2 separate regions of the Homo sapiens genome follow, and region 2 is linked to region 1. The links are chromatin loops, found by intact Hi-C in ENCODE. Cell type or tissue: endothelial cell of umbilical vein. All regions are shown on one strand. Links, peaks and the distances in the headings refer to the core of each region. The heading gives the core; the rest is flanking DNA.

What was found. Hi-C counts contacts between places; a loop is a spot of excess contacts. Peaks named below come from ENCODE experiments on the same cell type or tissue, not always from the same donor. Only the 100,000 strongest peaks of a DNase experiment are listed, where the experiment ranks them.
Region 2: it touches region 1 in a loop (11-fold over the local background); 5 of 110 quality-filtered maps call a loop at or near these places.

The regions. Positions count from the first base shown.
Region 1 is chr4:173,315,468-173,323,816 of GRCh38, forward strand. GALNT7 (polypeptide N-acetylgalactosaminyltransferase 7) reads left to right here. Exons shown (of 12, transcript NM_017423.3): 10 at 2,167-2,265; 11 at 2,964-3,092; 12 at 6,113-8,349. The coding sequence ends at 6,250. Among named protein-coding and RNA genes, the nearest start is that of HMGB2, 15 kb to the right of the region's middle. In endothelial cell of umbilical vein, for the core only: CTCF peaks have their summits at 1,729 and 3,516 (motif pointing right); a DNase peak (open chromatin) is centred at 3,404; H3K27ac peaks cover 764 bases.
Region 2 is chr4:174,152,812-174,161,160 of GRCh38, forward strand. The region is part of intron 1 of LINC02268 (long intergenic non-protein coding RNA 2268); the gene reads right to left. Among named protein-coding and RNA genes, the nearest start is that of LINC02268, 63 kb to the right of the region's middle. In endothelial cell of umbilical vein, for the core only: a CTCF peak has its summit at 3,610 (motif pointing left); a DNase peak (open chromatin) is centred at 3,610.

The DNA.
Region 1 (8,349 bases), core at 249-8,248:
TGGGGCCATCAGCAGGTAGGTCGTTTCATGGGACTGAATGAGGTCCCCGAGGGAGAAAACACAGATAGAGAAGAGAAGACTAGACCCATCCGTCAGAAACGCCAGCATTTAGAGTTCAGGAATAGAAGGAAAAACCAACAGAGGACACTCATGCTGCTCTCTCTGTACTTCTTGCTTTAATATACTTTTTCCCTATACTCTTATTTTACCTGTCCTATTACAGCAAATTATGTTTAACTCCAACTAGACCATAAGCCTTTCAACACACAGATCTCTCTCTGAGGGCCCAGACAAGTATATCCAACTGTATGCTTAACATCAGGACTTGAATGTGTAACAGGCATTTCAAACTCGACATAGCCTAAATTGAACTTCCTATCTCCTCCCCCCAACCCATCTTTGCTGATTTCTTGGTCAAAAACTTTGGAGTCTTCCATGAATCCTGTCTTTGTCTCGCACTTCATATCTAGTTCCAGAATCTGATCCCTTGTTGCCTGGTCTAAGCCACCATCATCTCTCACTGAGACTAACTTGTTGACTCTCCTACAGCCTATTTCAAATACAGCAGTCAGAGTGACTGTTTTAAAATAAAGGCAAATCATGTCCTTCTTCTGCTAGAAACCCTGCACCTTCACCTATGAGTGAAGACAAAGTCCTTTCTGGTAGTCTCCAAGATCCACAACATCTGTCCCCATTCCTCTCTGGCCTCACCTGCTACTGCTCTCCCCACTCCACTCCAGCCCCATGTCCTTACTGGTCCTCAGACTCCCTCCAGGCATGTGCCTGCCTGTGCTGTTCCCTCTGCCAGGAATGCTTCCTTGCAGATACACGCATGCATGGCCAGCTCTCACACCTCCTTCAAGTCTGCTGACCTACCACTTCTCAGTGAGGTCCACCTTGTTACTTCCCAACGCCCTAGCTCCCACCCTAACTTCCTCTTCTTTTCCTTTTTTTCACCACACTTATCACCTTTTGCCATAACAGACAAATTGTCTACTATGTTTTTTAACTTATATTCTGTCTTTTTTCCCTTACATTCCCAGAGTGAATGGAGGCAGGGGCCCACATTCACTGTGGCATGCCCATTACTGGGGTAGGTGTCTTTATTTTGTTCACTAGTGTTTCAGAGCCTACAACATGCCTGGCACACATCAGGTACTTAATATTTGATGATTGAATAAATACATGAATGAATAAATGGAATTTTCTGTCCTCCTTTTACTGTCTCACTCCCAAGTATATCTTCAGTTTAACCTCTTCCCATTCTGACATCTGCACTTTATACTTCATTTCTCGGCATTTCCTTAACATTCCAGGGTAAACCCCTACCTGTTTTAAAGGTGTCTCTTGGGGCAGTCTTTGGAGCTCCTCCAGGCAGGGTGAGCAGCTCTTCCTCTGTACATTCACACCTCTGTCCTGACTGGTCCACTACCCCTCTGTCTCTCTACAGGCGGTGAGGACCATGACTTGCACCTCTTCATATCCTCAAAACCTGTTATCATTATAGGTGCACAGTCCATATTTGCTGACTGAATGCAAGAATAAAACATTTTATCCAAATAGTATAGCGATTTATAATTCAGAGAAATAAATGGCTTTTCCAAAAATAGTTCTTTTCATACAAAATGTACATTCCAAAGATGGAAACCTGTGTTTGCTTTTCATCTACGTTTATAGAGAAAAGCCTCACTGCCTGGTCATGTGCCATGCATGGCCTATGCACCCTAGACCCCTACAGGCAGCTACCAAAAGTGCTGCATAGCCATTTGGGAGAGGTCCCTTACAAATCCAGTCTGTTCTAGATATCTAGGGCCAGGCCAGTGTTTATTACCACTGTGGTTAGGTTCTCTATTTGCTTCTCATTCACATGAATTACTGTGATTCTGAAATTGCAATTAATGGTAACTTTTTTTTTCTCTGTGGTATTTTACGGAAATGTATAGTCCTTTGCTCTTAGAGAAAGAACCCATTCCAGTGTTGACTTCAAGACCATAAGTTATTTCAAAACTATGTAAAGATTGACAATCCAGTAATAACCTGTCACTACACATACCCAGATTTTCCCTGTAAACTGTAATATTTAACATGAAATGTTAAATTCTGATGCCAGAGTTCATCAAAAACTAAACTGTTGCCTGCTTTTTGCGTCTTTATTCATTTTTTTAGATCAGAGGCTTCGAAACTGCTTACTGCATTGATAGCATGGGAAAAACAAATGGAGGCTTTGTTGAACTAGGACCCTGCCACAGGATGGGAGGGAATCAGGTAAACCACCTTACTTTTGTGTTTAAGTTGTTCCGTATTGAGGGCCATCAGGTTTATTGATCACAGAGTGATCTTTGTACTTTGGTTTTCGATTTGGTAATTTTGTTTGTTTTGATAAAGTAAAACATTCTGTAAAAAAATTGACAGTGTTAAAACATTCACTTAAATGATGGGAATAATAGCAGTATTGGTTTTCACATAAGCAGTCAGAATCTAGAATTAATGTCTAATATAAGGGATTAAAATATATTCCTGTGGGAGTATATATTTGTCACTACCGTAACTATGTAAGCCTAGCTCCCTAACAATTTTTTGCAAGTATTGCTCACTAATCCTCATCTTTTTGCAAATAGAGTGTTACTGCCAGTAATGTATATTTCACTAATATATATTCTCTTACTTATGTGGGTATGTTTTTGCTTTTTCATTTTTTCACATTGTTGGTACTTAATAAATTTGTGTTAGTGACCCATTTGGTATCTTAGAGACTAAAGAACTTAATGATTTCAGTGTTAATAAGGATCTTCACTAACATCAAAATAAATATAATTTGTCTGTGGACTTACAGTTCTAAACAAAATTATGGAAAAATAAGTTAGTCATTCAATTTAATTATAGGAGTTAAGTTTCTTTCTTTTCAAATGCACATCAGCAGGGAAGGTGCCTCTGTTACTTAATTCTCTCTTTTCCTTTTACAGCTTTTCAGAATCAATGAAGCAAATCAACTCATGCAGTATGACCAGTGTTTGACAAAGGGAGCTGATGGATCAAAAGTTATGATTACACACTGTAATCTAAATGAATTTAAGGAATGGCAGTACTTCAAGGTATTCTGCATTTTAACTTCTGAAATATTATATGCTTTTCATTTTCAGTAACATCTAGCATGTGGAATTTAGATAAATAAATCTTAAAACCTGCATTCAAATTCACTTGCATTTTCCTCTCATTTAGTCCCTTGCATAGGTTTTCCTGAGCACTGGATGACTCATTGTTCTATAATGAGGCATCACTTTTGTTCTCTCTTACAATATTGTCATGTAATGAGGCCACGATGATGTCTATAAAGAGCACTGCTAATTTTAGTAATACAAGAAAGTCAGTGTTCTGTGAGGCAGTCATCACCATTGCTCTCATCAAAATCTGATTTTTGAAATGTAAATGAATCATTCATTAAAGTAAAATATATTTAAATATATTTATACTATTAAAAATTTGGTTAATATTTGATATTGTCCAGCAGGTGGAGATAGAGACAAACAAATAAAACTTGAAATCTAGGCTTTCATAACGTCTTTATCATTGTTGTGTGCTAAATACAGTGGGATAAATGTAGCTAGTTGCTTACTTTAATGGTCAAATTTAGTTATTCACGTGACACTGCTGGGGTAGCTTTGTGTTTCAGCTGTGAGTATTTAAAGCTCTGTGGCAAGTTGAGGATTACAACATATTAATAGATTTATGTATAGTTTTCAAATTCTAGATTTGGCTAACATAAATCAATTTATTATTAAACAAAAAGTGGGGAAAGCTGCCTCACACTAAAAAAATCTGTCAACCCTCCATTTTATTTACTCACCCAGTATTTGTTATCATATCCCATCTGTCATGCAAGCAAGGACTTGTTTGCTATGTAATAATGATATGACCTAGCTTAACATTCCCTGTTACTGTCATTTACAGATAATTTCCAGGAAGTGATAAGCACGTATCAATTGATGATTTTGTTTCTTATAACAAGTTAGGAAGGAGAAGAATAGCATAAACCTTAAAGAGTGGAGCATTTATTTTCACAAAAAAAAAGGATATATAATAGCAATAAATAGTAGGGGTCAGTGAGAACAATATTAGCAAAATAGTAAAAGAGGGCTAACACACCAGAAACTACATCAAGAAGTAATTGAACAAAAAATGACACATAACATGTTTTAGGTATTTTAAAGACGCAGCACTGAATATACATTTGTGTGTTAGATATTACTGAACATTCACTTGGGGACCAATAATATGTTAGACTGTAGGGGAGTTCAAAAATATAGCTAAAGCACGCTATTATATAATGGCAGAGAAGAAAGAAATGCAAAAATAGAGATAAGCAAAATGCCATAGGACAGAAAAGAGTGATTCATGGGAGGAATTACTGCTGAGGAGTTTCATAGAGGAAGTGTCATTGCACAAGTCCTGAAGTGTAAAAAGGCTTTCCATGGAAAGTAAATAAGAAAGCCTGGATGAGCAAAGATGTGGCATGAAAACATGTAGAAAATTCAAAGAATTGTATTTCATTTGGTATCCCTCAATTGTGCTTTGGAGGAAAGAGCACCGAACTTCATTTTTTAAGTTTTGGAGAGGGATAGACCTTATTTGAGGAAGGTAGTGATGGAAAACAATGGCTACTTTTAGGAAAATAATTCTGGAAACGTGAGGTATGGACTGATGAAGCAACGAGATCAGCTTGAGCAGCAGTTCTCAAACTTTCTGTCCTCTGGATTCCCTTTACACTCTTAAAAATTTTTGAGCTCCCCCACCCCCAAATTGCTTTTGTTTATATAGGTTATCACTAGCAATATTTCCAGAACTGGAAAGTGTCTGAGAAATTTGTAAAGTTTTTATATATTAATTCATCTAAAAGTAATAATAATATACTTATTAAACATTAATGTAAATGACATTTTTAATGAAAAATAACTATGTTTACCCACAAAAAATAGTGAGAAGAATGGAATTCTGTATTTTTGCAAATCTCTTTAATGTCTGGTTTAATAGAAGAAGACAGCTGGATTCTCATACTCCTGCTTCATTTGGTCTGATCTGAAATGTTGTTTTCGTTCAAGTATATGAGGGAAACCCAGCCCCACACAAGCATACAGTTTGTAAAGGGAGCGAGTACTTTAATAGCCGTTCATATAATTGTGGCTGTTTTTTTATTGTACACCACAACTTAATAATTAAGTGGTAGTTTCTTAAAAGTTATTTCCAGTGTAGACTGATATCCTTGAGCATTGTACCTCATTATATGGAAGTACTTGATACGTACTTCCCACTTCATCTCATAGAATTTTTTTTAAGTATACTGAGGGGTCAAGACTGAATAAAACGAATGTTTTGCTCCTTCATCAGTGACATCCTTAAGTGAAACCGGCATTTACTTTTCAACTGTGTGTGGCCATGAGCAATACAACTATAGGTACTAGCATAGTTTGATTCATGCTAAGGCACCATCAGTTTTACTCACCATTGCTTTTGCACTATCGGTATAAATGTTGCTAAAGTGAAAAGGCAATGGTGTCTTCGTATTATGATGAAAATAGTTTCGGCCTTACAGACCCAATCCTGGATAGTCTGAGGACCAGACTTTGAGAAGCTCTGAGCTATATTGAAGAAACCTACAGCATATGGTGAGGGCCAAACCAGGGCATCTGCAGTGGCGATGGGAAGGAATATAAACCAGAGACATTGCACATATCCATCCTTAGTGACTGGTATGTGAGTGAATGAGGAAAAGTGCAGTATTTCCTAAGGACTAGAGAGCTGGGAATGTCATTAGCCAGGATAGGAACAAGAGACATAGATTTGGAGGGGCAGATAATGAATTTAGGTTTGTATACATTGAGTGTGAGATACCAGCAGTATATTGTGACTTAACAATGAAAGATCTTAGGACTTAGAAAACTGACAATCAAGAGAAATCCAGAAAACTGACAATCAAGAGAAATCCAAAGTCTGAGGTGTGGTTGAGAAGCTTTTCCATTTCCTTAAACTGTCTCCTCATGAAAGTCAAGTGATGATTTCTGATGTCAGTGATATCAAGGGTCCAAATTTGAAACTTTTTTCTTACTGTGTTTTCCAGAACCTGCACAGATTTACTCATATTCCTTCAGGAAAGTGTTTAGATCGCTCAGAGGTCCTGCATCAAGTATTCATCTCCAATTGTGACTCCAGTAAAACGACTCAAAAATGGGAAATGAATAACATCCATAGTGTTTAGAGAGAAAAAAATAAACCAATAACCTACCTACTGACAAGTAAATTTATACAGGACTGAAAACCGCCTGAAACCTGCTGCAACTATTGTTATTAACTCTGTATAGCTCCAAACCTGGAACCTCCTGATCAGTTTGAAGGACATTGATAAACTGTGATTTTACAATAACATTATCATCTGCAGTTACTGTTTACAAGACTGCTTTTACCTTAAACTTTGTAGATGTTTACATCTTTTTGTTGTGTTTTAAGATGATGTTGGTAATTTGTGCCTTTAGCTCTGTTTTATTAGACAGAGTTAAAGCATGTTGTCTTCTTTGGGATTACACTCAGGGGTCTGAAAGGCAGTTTGATTTTTATTTTTAACACACTTGAAAAAAGGTTGGAGTAGCCAGACTTTCATATATAACTTGGTGATTATCAACCTGTTGTGTCTTTATTTAATTTTACATCTTTTTGAAGCACTGCCACAGGTTATTAGCCAAGGTGGCCTTCCTTCACAGTCATGCTGCTTTTTTGAAAGGTGAATTTCAACACATTTAGTGCCTCTTTCATTTCTCAGTATATATTTCAAGAGCTTGTGATGAAATCTATAGGATGGTAATGATGGACTTGTCACCTGTATGGGGAATACTTTTACTACTCAGAAATGAATTTATGTGCTGCCATTTGCTATAAAGTTGAACTTTGTATGGCTTGAAAAAGAAATGACAATATGGAACATCCCAAGGCTGTCCCATAGGGTTGGAAGTTGTGTAGCATTCACTCCCTTACCTACTGGCATTCCCAGTGCCCTCTGTCCATACCTACTTCTAGGATTGCAAAGGAGTCTTCCAACTAGAGAAAAATTGTCCACTGACATTTGGGATTTACTTTTCTCCAATACCTGCCAATACAGAAAACTATTATCAGTTGTTATTGTTATCCCTTGAAAGCGAGGGTGACAAAAACAACAAAACACCGTTATAAACACATCAAAGGTTCATTCTGACTGAGGTAAGACTTTCCAAGCCCTTGTTAGATTAGGCCTTATAAAACTTGTGTGCATTATAACCTAAGCTGTGCAACCTGTGAAGCCAAGAGTGAACTGATGTTTCATTTATATTTTCATCCAAATGACATTATCTGCACGTTTTTAAAATTTAAAAACAAAGGACTATTTAAAAATACAGTTTATTAACAAACGTGAACTACTTTCTGTTACATTAGGTGTTCCCTAGTGTTTCTTAATTTCTTTTTAGAAAGTGTATTTTTATTAGTATTTTTCCGGTGAACAGAAGATTTGTTTGGATTTAAACATTTACTAAGACAGTACCTATTAGGAAAACCAAATATTGCAAATGGTCAATTCGATTTTAATTTCTCAAAAGATACTCTGTTATCCAGAAGATTAAAATGCCTACATTGAGTGCTTAAAAAAAAAAAAACAACTGTGATGATGTGAGCAGAATGGCAAGTAAGTTAAGCATTTTTGATCCTGTAATCATGGTATCATTACAATGAAAGGAATTCACAAACTACTGCCAGAGGAAGTTTGTTTTTTAATTTAAGAGGGAAATATAACCTATAAATTTGTTTCTTCCAAGCTTAGCTCTTAAATTTGGAGACTCAAAGTTAAACATCCTCAACAGAGTTTTATTTATAATTTTGAATTGTCAATTTGTATTTTGCTACTGATCTGTGATCAACCATTTTAACTTTCATCTCTAGGGATGTTTAACATTTATAATTGCAAAATAAACCAACTATAAAAAAAGAAACTAAGAGAGAATTGGTACTTTAATTACTTGTGTGTTTGCAAATAGGCTCCATTTTCCATGTTGAGTAGATTATAACCTTATTAACTATGCATAGGCCTAAGAAAGGTGGCAATGAACTGTGCATGTAAATTTTAAATGGGTACTTTGTGCAATTCGTTAAAAGAAGATACTCTATGAATATGATTCTATATATTGAAATCAGAAAACCTACCAAACAAAAACATCAGAAGCTGCTGCCATAATGACTATTTTCTACTGTAGGCTGCTTTGGAAATAATTCCCATATCCTTGCTTTGTAAGTTGGTAATATCACTATGCATTTCTACACATTTTATAAATTTGA
Region 2 (8,349 bases), core at 54-8,053, 840 kb after region 1:
GTGTGGATGTCTTGGCTCTCCTAAAATTTTGAGCATTTCCTGTAGGAAGTCTCTAAGAATAATGTGGCTCAGCCCCAGATAGAGGAGCAACAAGAGGACACCAGGGTGCTGCCAATCCTACTTGTCCATCCTTCTGGTTTTACAGCAAACCTAGCAGGAAGCAGCAATTGGAGCCTGGGAATAATGGGTGAGGGCGTTGATCTTTGGCCACTGAAGACAGCCTGCTTAAAATTGGAGAAAACAAAAACAAAAACAAAAACAGAAGAAAAAAAAACCCCACTGCACTTCTTCCAACATGTAGTTTCAAAATGTAAAAGAATAAAAATTAAGCTTCTTTCCCTTGGAATCTTGAGTTTATCTTTTCATCAGGAAGATATAAATTGTAACCTCCTCTCTTTGCTTAACAAACAGCTAACTATAATACAGAGGGTTTCCCTCCTTAGAGGTAATATGATATTTCCCCCCCTTTCTCACTGTCATTTATACATAGTGGAAGTGTCTTAAAGAATAAGCATGATCATGTAAGATATACATTGTGGTTTGTAAAATATTCAAGTTTTTTTACTTAGTCACCTCTATGCCAGCTTTTAAATATGACTGAAATATGTTCATAAGATTATTTAAACTTTTGTCCTAAAGTTTTGTTCTCCTTATTAATTTATCACATGTGTCCTATGTAATATGATCATCTGTATATGGTATGTAAAAAATATATATATGTTTAGCTCCTACAAAGGTTTTTCTCAGATAAATCCAACTACGAATAAGTAGACACACCCCATCCACATTCAGAAAGTGATTTAAAGCCCAGGAGACCCCATGATGTGGCCATACTTTGAAACAGGGGAGCTACATTCAATTTTTAAGAAACCTAATGAAAAAATTATAAAGTCATGAAAAAAGTTATAAGCACAAATATCAGGGTTTGAGAATGGCAGTTGTATAAGGTCACTCTGGAAAAATTAATATTTTGTCTAAAATAAAGTCCTATATTATTTAAATAGTTATAAATATGTTTATAAGCCAAATTAATTTCAAAATGCTACATTTATAGATATATGATAAGCAAATGAGTAATGAAAATATATTAATATATTAATTATATTAATTAAATATATTATTTAAAATATATATTTCATACATAAATTAAATATAGTACAATATTTATATGTACTACAATTATATATCTACATATAATAATTATGTTATGCATATTACATTGCATATATTTTATATGTAAATGACATATATTTATTCTTTTTAACCATATAGCTTAAACTTTTCTATTTCAACAAAGAAAGCAAAATACGTATTTTATTTCTAGGATTCCATTCAGAAGACATGTGATACACCTCGAAACTGAATTTTTATTTGTTTATTAAAAGCCTGACACATGGATTTTGATATTTTTTATGTCCCTACCCTGTGCTAATGTGATAAATATAATTTCCTTTTTCAAACTACTCATATCTTAAATGCTCTTTTACTACATGTTTGGCCTCAAATTCCTTTTTGAATAAGGTGGAGTACTATAAACAAACAATATTTAATGGCTGTTTTGCTGAATAAAAATATAACAGTTAACAGCTTTCTTCATTAACATGCTCGCCCAGGAGCTGGTTTAACTTTCCATAGCAAGACGTGGTCATCAAAATTCCTATTCCATATTTCCAAATGCTTTTTCTGTCATATTATTTACTGGAATTTAGATTATTATAAGCATACGTTCTATGAGGAAATTTTTTAAACTGATAACACCATAAAAACTACATCACCTGGGAGACTGAAGCTCTGGTTTAGATGAGAAAATTCTTTTCAGATCCACAGTTTCGATTTGCAGCAGGGATGACTCAGCCTCCGATAGCACACTGTGTATCCAATGCCTAGTGATTCAGCTTGGGACAGTTGGGATTATAGAAGAAGGAACAGATTTTCTTATAAAAACAAGTGGTTTTTTTCCTTCTTCATGCCTTACAATCTGTTCAAGAAACAAATATCATTCTTATCTTACCCTTAAGACAAAATTTTTGTCAGCCACAAAAAATCAAGTAAATATTAACCTTAGAATATCTGGAGTACAGTTCATCTAGAGAAAATGATAGATTCATTCTGGACAAGTAGGAAATAAAAGAATAGTAATACATATTTTCTATTGTGTACTTCCAGAGATAAAGTTGATTGATTTTTTTCCCAATTTTTTATTTTGAAAGATGTGAAGAATTATATAATGAACACCAACATATCTTAGGGTCATCCTTTTTTTAACAACTTGCTTCATTTGCTTTTTTCTTTCTTCATCTCTATGTATATTTTTTGTGCTTATTCACTTGAAAGTTAGTTGCAGTCAACATAACATTTTAGCCCCAAATACTTTAGCATATATCACCTTAAGAACAAGAATATTCTCCTATAAAACCATAATATAACATACCCAAGAAACATATTATCTAGTAGACAGTTGTTCCTCAATGCTTTATTGTTTCTGATCCAGGATCCAATAAAAAATTACACAGTGAATTTGGTTGTCTCTTTCGACTCCTTTAATCTGGAATGAGTTTTTAATTTGATACAGTGAAAATGCTTATTTTCAAAATTACTCAGTCTCTAGAGTATCATCAATTAATACTGTCAGCAAATAATCAGGAAGACAATCTTAGAAACCTGGCCAGATACCAAACTTAAAAAAAAAATCTATAATCATTTCACTGGAAAAAAAATTCCTTCCCAATTCAACCCATGTAAACCTCGGCCAGGTAAAGAACAAGAGAAGCAAACTTGAAAGTAACCAGGGGCTTAAACCATACAAACCCCATACATCAAGTTCAGCAGTTTGAATTGAATTGGTGGTCAGCCTACTTTGTGTAGTACAACAAGGTAAATGTGCTGGCAATACAGTAGAGCCAGCCGACAAAATAAATGTTCATTTTGACTGATACTTCACTATTCAAATACTCTGCCCTTCTTTCCCCCTGAAACCCTCAATGCCATTTTATATAAAAATTTAAACATATTCTGACAGTGGTTTTATGGATAATACTAATGAATACTATCATATTAAATTTCTGTTCGTTCTCTGAATACTTCTCTTCCTCCCAGTTTACATTATTTTGGGAAAAGCACATCTTTAATCTTTATTGGCAATAAGCTCGCCTCTTGTTATTCACTTTAGGAGAAAATCCTTATTAGAAATGCAGTGCTAAAAAGGTACCTAAGTCATCAATATTATGGTATTTCATGAATTGAATTTGATGTATCATACACAGATGCTTGCATTAAAGCATACAACTTATTTTGGTTCAATAAAATGTTAATACATTGTTTAGCATTTATAAACAAACGTACCATCTTCAGTGCTAAATACGCAAATGACAAATGTAACAAACATGATGAACTTATTTTCCAAATCCTGCATCATAGGCACATGAAATACTTTGGTTCACCTGAAACATAATCTTTCATCATAAGAAAGGGAATATTATGATGAGAGAGGAGTGATAGAAATGTGGCTGTTTTCCTGTTTTTGATTTTTATGTGAAACTTAAAAGTCAATAAGAGAGAGTGGATTTCAAATGCAAGGTAATGGACAAAGGCAGCAAAGGGGGGTTTCTATTGCCACCTAGTGTCTAACTTTATAAGGGACTTATTTTTGAACATGACAGCAGTCACACAATGTGAAACAGACTCTGAAACGGGAAAGGTAATTACGGCACTTTCCAGCCAAAGAATTTCAGTCTTTTTTTCTTATGGTCAACCTCCTGTCACTGTATAACTGGTCTATATATATAAAAATACCAAAAATTTCACATATTAAAGAGTGATATTTATGAAGATGGTGATTTGTGTATATATCATGATATATACATGTACATTTGAAATTAATTCCATTATTATTTTGGATCAGTATAACTATTTAGAAAGTATAATTCCTGATGAAACAAGAAATAGTTATCTGTCACACTTACTCCATTGATATTTACTTAAAATATTACTACGAAATTTTTTCACTTTTTTTTTTACTTTATGTAAAGCAATCTATTTAGTTTGGCTAACACATTTTATGTCCTCAAGGCTTTTGCCACCTTATAATTAGACTCTAATTTTAGAAATTGAATTGGTTATTGTGTCACTGTATAAACTACTTAATCTCCCTCCCCGCAAAAATGTCCAGCAGTTCACTGAAATAAGAAATCAATGGAGCAGATTTAACTAGCTTCAACTGTGCAATGAAAATATGCTAGTGAAAAGTTACTGGAGATATGCCCCAACATAACTGTAATCTAATGATCCAAATCAATACATATTTGAATAGTCAGTTATTTTTCATCCTTTTCATGTTGTGAGCATAATGCAGTCATGTAGATTATGCTGTCTGAGGAGTGGTTTAGATTGTTTTATTGGTCTGCAACATGATTGCCAAAGTACAACTCCTTTCTTTTATAAATAGATATCTGCGGTTGGCGTAGAGATGTCATCTTCTCCTATAACAGCCTGATAAAGATCAGGTTTTAGTATTTAAGGTTTTGTTTTAAAGTCAAGTTGAAGTTTTTAGGCATTAATTTTATCTGGCATGAGGCGAGCTGGAGTGGTGTATGCAAGTGATAACCACTCTTTCTTTGAAAATAAACTGCACAGTTTGACTTTGGCAGGGTTTCAACGGTGGAAGACTTATCTGCTTGTAAAGTTCTCCCTCACGTACGTGCTTACTCCATTTATTTTTTTACTTAGTGTAATGAGGTCTGTGGAATGGAAAAAAATAGCAACAGGAGAGTTGGAGACTATTTTATAGAGCGAAATACATATGTGTATGAATAATGTTAACTCTGTGAATGAGTAAATTCTCTTTAGTTTTTTCAATCAATCATGCAAAGCGAGAATCAGAGCCTTTAAAAATACAAAAGATGGTATTTATTTTCTTGAGACTAACTTGCAATCATATAAGCCACATATTTTATCATTTTGTATCTTTACATGGAGTGCCTATTCTTGAGGGTGTATTCACAAACTCATATTTGAGTCATTGCTTCTTTGGCCATGTACGTCCATATTGCAAAGGCACTGATTAAAATATGACAATAAAATGGACTAGGTGACTTTTTAATAAGTGCATGTAAATAGTAGCAGAAAAATGAAAAAAAAAGTGTTACTGAAAGATGAAACTGAAGAAAATTTGACCCATGCTAATTCTTCACTCAAAAAGGGGAAAAGAAAATATCTACAAATATGTTCTTAAAGGCAGGAATAAAACATTGCAGCTAGGATTTCCTGGTAATAATTAAGCTTCATAATTATACCTAAAAATTGTATCATCTCAGTTCTATTTAGTAACAAAGCAATTCTTTTCCAAGTTTTTTTCATCAAGCACCCCACCACACACAGATCCCTGCAGTCACTAACTCACCAACATCACCCATATGTCCCCAGTCTCCCAAACCATATAGAAAGCTATTTTCCTTTCATCACCTCTCTCAAAGTCAGCAGTTTTAGGCTTGAAAATCCATACAAGGGACAAGCTCTGTCTTAGTTAGAGTTCTTAAATTACCCTAGACTTGGGAGGCTTAAACAAGAGAAATTCATTTTCTCACAGTTCTGGAGGCTGGAAGTCTGAGACCAGGTTACCAGCATGACTGGGTTGTGGTGAGGGCCCTCATGCAGGTTGTGGATGGTCATATTTCTTGCTGTATCTTCACAGGGTAGAAAGAGAGTGAGAGAGCTCTCGGGTCTCTTTTATAAAGGCACTACCATTCATGACGGATCCACTCTCATGACCTAATGACCTCCCAAAGTCCCCACCTCCTAATACCAGCACATTGGGAGTTAGGATTTCAACACTCGAATTGGGGGCAGGGGGCACTAATGTTAAGTTCATTGCAGGCTGCTGGACAGAGACTTTCCAGGCAAAATAGACCACGATTAGGGACACAAGTGACCATGGAAGGCTGCACGCTTCTTTATGACTGTGGCTATTCTAGTCAGAGAAGGGGACAGAGACTTAAAGAGTATTTGGAACCAGGTGAAAAGGTTCATGCCCAAATTTTATGGTGTCCAGCCATGTGTCATGATAGCAACAAAATTCTCGATATTTCTATGAGCAATATCAGTCGGTCTCTTTTCCACATTGTTAGGAGATCCCAACGGGCCACAGCTATGGAAAAGCAGGGAGAAGGGAGGTCCAGCAATGGTAATTCATGTTTGTTTCCCTTAATTAGGTGGTGGCTTTATATCCCAGTGTCCTGTATTTTAAGGGACATATGTTGGGACTTAATTAATACTGAGGAGGAAAACAATTTTTCAAATCCTTTGTGTACAAAGAGAAATCAAGCAACTTTGGCAAGCTTCAGTAACTATTTCTGGAGACCAGAGTATTAGCAAGTTTATAAAATATTGTGTGCCAGTAGGTTCAAAAGTATTATTAAAATTCTCTGAATTATTGAATTTTGACAAATTCCATGTGTGAAAATATATCAAAAGGTACATATAAGGAAGGTCTCATGTCCTAAAGTTGGAGAAACCGGACAAATGAAAACTTTATAAAAGCAGAAATAATGCAGGATTAAATGCCAATTCACTAAAACAGACCATCTACACTGACAGAGTTCAGAAGGAGGAGAAACGGTGGCGGGAATAGCAGTATGGATGGAAAGGAGTCAGCATCCAGGCTGACCTTGAAGAGACATTGGGACATACACCAGTGGGTGTCAGTAGGAAAGTCAGGACAGGCAGGGGAGCAGCAGGCACAGAGGATGGGGTTCAGAGATGGCCTTGATTCCAGAACTGACCAACTACACCCACCTGTTCCAAAAATAAACACCTAGTGTGTTCTTTCTGTCTGAGAGACACTGTGGGAAGAGGTGTGAGGGAAGAAAATGTTTGAGAAGGAGAATTCATGCTTATGGCTCTCTTCAAAGCACCAGACCCCATGCTAATCACTTTACCCTTGAGTTCCTACTCCAGAAGTCTGTAGTGAAACAAACACAAAGCATACCAATAACTACAGCACTGGGTAAAGGAGGAGAGTTGCTGTATGAGAGTCATAATGTTAGAAAACTCCAAGCACAGAGATGCTCCTCAAGCTAGGAGAAATAAGGAAAACTCAACAGAGGAGGAGGCACGATTGTCAGGACTGAAACTCGTGTGGGATTGAAGACGGAGTGATGTCCCCAAAGAGAGAGATGTCCCAAAAGAGAGAGATAGAGCCAGACTCAATGGGCTTTAAATATAATAGAATGGGCTTAAATGATTTTCTGTGTTCAGTGAGGGGCATTAGAGATGTAAAGCAGTAGAGCAGAGGTATGGAAGTTACGTTTTCTGGATGGTAATTGGGTGCTGAGGAGCAGAATAAATCTGTTGGAGAGCCTTCCTTCAGGCAAACGAGGTGTATTATTCTGTTCTCATGCTGCTAATAAAGACATACTTGAGACTGGGTAATTTTAAAGGAAAGAGGTTTAATGGACTCACAGTTCCACATGGCTGGGGAGGCCTCATAATCATGGCAGAAGGCAAAGGAGAAGCAAAGTCACACCTTACATGGTGGCAGACGAGAGAGCTTGTGCAGGGGAACTCACATCTATAAAACCATTAGGTTTCGTGAGACTTATTCACTACCATGAGAACAGTATGGAGGAAACCACCCCCACGATTCAATTATCTCCACCTGGCCCTGCCTTTGACATGTGGGGATTATTATAATTCAAGGTGGGATTTGGGTGGGCACACAGCCAAACCATATCACCAGGAAAGAAATCTACTGGAGTGAAAGGAAAGATCTGGCCCTGGGTAGTGGCCTAGGAAAGAGCTCCTGCAATGTGATATTAAAAAAGCAGAATTTTGGGCTTGAGTTTCATATAAGGGTCACTAACTAGATTGTAAATTTGGGCAACTCTTTCTTCCTCTTCAACATTTAATCTTTTCATTTGTAAAGAGAGAAATGAAGGACACTTAAGTAGTGAATTCTTCGGGAGATTGATAAATTACATGTGAGTAGTCTCTCTGCCTTTTATTTGTCTCTAGTGTTTTTGATATGAGAAGGTCCACTAATATAAATAGTTCTCTTTTTAATTAGGTTGATGAAAAATATGTGTACAGATATAATCTACTAATCAATCTTTAAATTATTGAACTTTATTAATAGTTGGATAATCTGAGTGCAGCTATCACAAAAGCCTAAAGCTCAAAAGACCTGGAAGATCATCTGGTTTAATTCCAGTTGTAGATTCAGATACTAAAGCCGTTGGAGGGTCAGTTACTAATCAAAGTCACATAAATGCAAATAGCCAATGAAAAAACTTAATTCAAAGTCCTCTGATTGGTGAGCCAAATATATTTTTCCCTGGGCAGGCTGTCTCTGCATAA